2 separate regions of the Homo sapiens genome follow, and region 2 is linked to region 1. The links are chromatin loops, found by intact Hi-C in ENCODE. Cell type or tissue: heart right ventricle. All regions are shown on one strand.

Region 1 (2,500 bases):
AACTTTTGAAAACTAGCCAGGTGTGGTAGAATGTTCATGTAGTCCCAGCTACTTTGGAGGATGAAGTGGGAGGTTTGCTTGATTCCAAGAGTTCAAGGCTACAGTGAGATCAGTGAGATAGGATCAGGCCACTGCAATCCAGCCTGGACAACAGAGTGAGATCATGTCTCTAATAAATAAATGAATAAATAAATAAATAAATATTGATTGATTCATAAATTCATTCAATGAATGTTTATTACATGCCTACTATGTGCCAATATTGTAACTTTACTACTTTCTAGCTGTGTGTACTAGAGCAACTTTCTTTACCTCTCTGAGCTTGGCTTTCTTTATGTAAGAAATAGAAATAACAATATCTACTTCCATCATTGTTGTGAAGAGTAAATTCAATAAGAAGCTTCATAAAGCAGTGGCACAGCACCTGGGGCATATAATAATCTCTCAATAAATACATTATTATTCTCTCAAAAATTGATATGAAAAGGCTTTTGCTCTGAAACAGGGTTCTTTCACGCAGTTTTTCAAACTGTAGATCTTATTTGATAATTGGTGAATCAATTTTTAAATAATTTTTTAAAAGAGAATCAACATCTTAAAAATACCAACATTTCTAAAAAGAAACAGTACAGCATAATAAAATAGAGTAAAGGAAGATATTTAAATAGGATAACGCAGATAAGAGTGCATCATATGTACAAAAACTTTAGTTTCACTTATATAAATACCTACATGTATATGGGTATTGGTTGTATGTAAACCATCTTTCTTACTACAGGCTTCAGTCAAAAAAGTTTGGAAGCTTTTTAATAGTATACGAAGAGTGCTATTTTGGTTCCTTTAAGTGCCCAGAAATAAGAACACTGTTTGTGTTTGTTATGATGTGGCAGAAATAGCACACATAAGATTTTAAATAAATCAACACCAAGCTTGCTTCGTGGTTTGGTGGAAGGGGTTAAAACTATTGTCTAAAAATAAGATATCACGATTATTGATAAATTGCATTTCTCTATGCTACTTCTGCTCACTGCCATCCTACAAAATCAAAAAGTTATTTGTAATTTATATGGACATACTGTAACTTTGAAACATTCTGCATTAAACCTGCCTCCTCGTAGGTGAGGTGAAATCCAATAGTCCTCTGTTATTTCTATTATATCTACTGACACAGACTAAAGGGAAGAGAGCTGTCACCAGTCACCTGAAAAACTCAGTGAGTAATTGCCATCTCCTCAGAAGAGTCCCTTGCTCTAAAAGCCTTCAACTCCATATCTGCCGTTAGAGTTTCTTGGGCACATAGGCCTCCTGTCTCTTTTTCCAAATTAAGAGCACTCAACAGAGCTGCCCCACTGGGCACTAATGAATTCTCTGAGACTAATCTACACAGTAATGAGAACTGGAATCTGTCACTCACGCTCCCAGGAGCTAGCAGTTCACACACTGCTACATCATCCTATTAAAATAACTTATTAGCTGTGTTGCTTGTCTGCTACTATTCATCATGAAGGTGTGAGCAGAGACATGTATTTGAACAACTGATGAAATTTAATTTAAATTGTTCTCCATTTTGTTTTTATGGCTGAATGTGTACAAGCAGTAAGGAAATGTAAGCATTTTATACAGGTCATAGGTACCTTAAGGAAGTATCAACAAAATTACTGCTTTTCACCAATTAGATGAAACAAAAAAAGTGAAGTGAGAATCTATATCTCAGTCAAAATATGTGAGGAAACATGTATACCCCCATTCCTTGCATTTTTTTGTCTACCAGGAAATATTTATGCTTTCACAAGAGGCTTTCATTATAGGTATAACATATTATGCCATGAAACCACTGACAAATCATTCTTGGAGCTATACTGGAGAAGATATATTTATATGGAATAATCAGGAGTTGGGTGTAATTTTTATCACAAATCCACCAAATTAAGTAAACATTTCTTTGCTGTTTATTTTTGTCAGTAAAATATCTCAGTAAGAGCATGGGCTTTGACCTTATATGGAGGTTAAGTCCTGGCCCTCTTGTTTGATAGTTGTGTGATCTTAGGGGAAATTATTTAGCTTTTTATCTACATTTATTTCATTTGTAGAAAAATAGGAAGAAAATAATACCTATCCCATACTTGAGGTTGTAGGGAGGATTAAATGTGCTTCAGCAGTGCTTGTCTCATGGTTAAGTCCTCAATAACATCCATTAATATTAGTATAGTCACCATCATAATCCAGTCCTCCTCCACCAAAGAAAATAATCAGCAAGAAATCATTTTGCATTTTTAAAATTTTTTGTCTGCTTTTCATGGAGCTATTTGAAAACTGCAACTAAATAGTGCAGCTCAAAAAATATTGGAAAGCAACATTAAGACTTCTGATCAGCCACCCTGCGGCCTCATTCTCAACCACCTTCACTGCGGAGAAGCATTTCTTACATGCAGTGCTATAGCTCTACCCATCATTAGCTTTATAATTTTGAGCAAGTTTCTTTAACTCTCCGAGTTTCACG
Region 2 (2,500 bases), 310 kb before region 1:
CAACATGCTCCTGAACAACCAATAGGTCAATTGAGGAATTAAAAGGGAAATTAAAAAATATCTTTAGACAAACAAAAATGAAAACACGGTATGCCAAAATTTATGGGATGTTGTAAAAGTTTTGCTTGTCTGGGAAAGTTTTTATTTCCTTCTTATTTTTGAAAGACATCTTTGCTGGGTAAAGTCTTCTTGGTTGGCAGCATTTTTTTACGCCCCATCCCCCGAGCAGTTTGAATATATCAGCCCACTCTCTCCTGGTCTGGGGTTTCTGCTAAGAAGTTTATTGTTATTTTTATTGGAACCCTTTTATGTGTGATTTCTTTATTATCTTTTGCTGTTTTCAGAATTTTTTCTTTCTCTTTAATTTTTGATAGTTTGATAATTACATGTTATCGTCAACTCCTCTTTGGTTTGAATTTGGTTGGAGATCTCCTTTCTTCATGTACCTGGATGTTGGCTTCCTTCTGATTAGGGAACTTTTCATTTGTTATTTCTTTAAATATGCATCTACCTACTTTGTTTTTCTACTTCTTAATTCCTATTATGTATAGGTTAGGTCTCTTGATGGTGCTCCATAATCCCCATAGGCTCCCCTCCCCTCCTTTCCCGTTCCCTCCCCTTCCCTCCCCTCCCCTCTCCTCCCCTTCCCTCCGCTCCCCTCTCTTCCCCTCCTTTCCCCTCCCCTCTCTTCCCCTCCTCTCCCCTCTTCTCCTCTCCCCTCTCCTCCCCTCTTCTTTCCTTTCCTCTTTTTCTTTTTTTCTTTGCTCCTCTGACTGATTTCAAATGTCCATCTAGAAGCTCACTGATTCTTTCTTCAGCTTCCTCAAGGCAGCTGTTCAAGCTTCCTATTTCATTTTTCAGTTTAGTCGTTGTATTCTTCATCTCCTGGATATTCATTTTTTAATTGTTTCTATTTCTTTGTCAAACTTTTCATTTTGTTCATGTATTTTCAAAATTTAATTTTCTATTTATATATTCTTGTGGTTAACTTTTTTTTTTTCCCAAAAGAGTTGAGGTTTCACTCTGTCTCCCAGGCTGGAGACTGGAGTGCAGTGACAAAATCATAGTTCACCATAGCTTTGAATTCCTGGGCACAAGGGATCCTCCTGCTTCAGCCTCCTGAGTTGCTGGAACTACAGGTGTGAGCCACCATGTGCTGCCCATTTAACTTTTTAATAAGGATTATTCTGAAATCTTTTTTTTTTTTTTTTTTTACCATTTTATGGATTCCATTTTCTTTGGGATTCATTGTTGGAGTTTTATTCATTTCTTTTGGAGGTGTCATGATTTCCTGAGTCTTTGTAATCCTGTGTCCTTGTGTTGGTGTTTGCACATTTGTGGAGACAACCACCTTTTCCAGCTTTTACAGGTGTTCGTTGGCAGGGATAGAACTTTACTATTTATTCTAGCCTATACTTCTGGAGGGGCCAGCTAGTAATAACCCTTAGCAGACACAGCTTGCTTTTAGGTTCTGTAGAAAGCTGGCCTGCTACCTTTGCTCTGAATTTTTTTGGGGTAGCTACATAGGTTCTCTTATCTGACAGGACCACCGTCTGAGCTCTGCAATCAGGCCGAGCTGCTGAATGGACACAGAAATTTCCTCTGATCAGCCTTGGCCACAGGGTGTATTCCTTTATTTGAGTTCAGCAGTTGGACAGGGTTGCAGGAGGGTCCTTGAGGTTAAGTGGATTGGGGTGGATGGACCAATTTTTATGTTCAATAGAAATGCTTATTAGAAATGATCAGTGGGGTAGGAAAGTAGGCTTTGAGGCTAGGGACCACTCTGGTTAAACTCCCTCCTATGTCAGAACAAGTGCCTGCCTGTTGTCAAAATCTGCTGAGGATCTGTTGTGGGATGGTGGAGGCTGGCAAGCCTGTCCCAGTTGCTCAGACTGGCTAGTCTTCTGGTAGTTCTCTACCTAGACAGGATTACTCCTGGACTGCAGCAGAGAGAGGCTGTAGCTAAGCAGAGGCCCTTCAGGATCTGCTGTGGATTGGAGGCTAACAAGTCTGTCCCAGTGCACAGATCATGAATCTCCTAGCAGATCTTTGTACTTGCAGGATAGTTCTTAAATTGCAGTGAGAGGGGCTGGAGCAGAGACTGGGCCCCTTCACAGTCTGCTGTGGGACAGGAGCTGGCAAGCCTATTCCGGTATTATTAAGATGGATGCTTCTTTCAGCAGTTCCCTGTCCAGGCAAGATAGTTCCCAGCAAGAGGATTGGAGCTGAGACTGAGCCCTTCCAGGATCTGCTGTGGGATGGAGGCAGACACACCCGTTGCAGTGGTTCAGACTTACACGAATCCCAGAAGTTCTTTGCATAGGTGGGATAGTTCCCTTACTGTGGCAGGGAGGGGTTGGAGCTGAGACTGAGCCCTGTCAGGATCTACTGTGGGATGGAGGCTGAGTCACCAAGCCTGCCTTGGTGACTCAGATATATGAGTCTCCCAGCAGTTCTCTACATGGGCAGGATATTTCCAGGGCTGCCGGACAGAAGTGCT

The links. Peaks named below come from ENCODE experiments on the same cell type or tissue, not always from the same donor. Only the 100,000 strongest peaks of a DNase experiment are listed, where the experiment ranks them.
Region 2: a loop joins it to region 1, with 2.0 times the contacts of the local background. A loop is called at or near these places in 3 of 110 quality-filtered maps.

The regions. Positions count from the first base shown.
Region 1 is chr5:83,403,141-83,405,640 of GRCh38, forward strand. No RefSeq gene overlaps it. Among named protein-coding and RNA genes, the nearest start is that of VCAN, 67 kb to the right of the region's middle. In heart right ventricle, no CTCF peak of the experiment used is centred here; a DNase peak (open chromatin) is centred at 1,391; H3K27ac peaks cover 1,616 bases.
Region 2 is chr5:83,093,690-83,096,189 of GRCh38, forward strand. The region is part of intron 1 of XRCC4 (X-ray repair cross complementing 4); the gene reads left to right. Among named protein-coding and RNA genes, the nearest start is that of XRCC4, 17 kb to the left of the region's middle. In heart right ventricle, no CTCF peak of the experiment used is centred here; no DNase peak of the experiment used is centred here.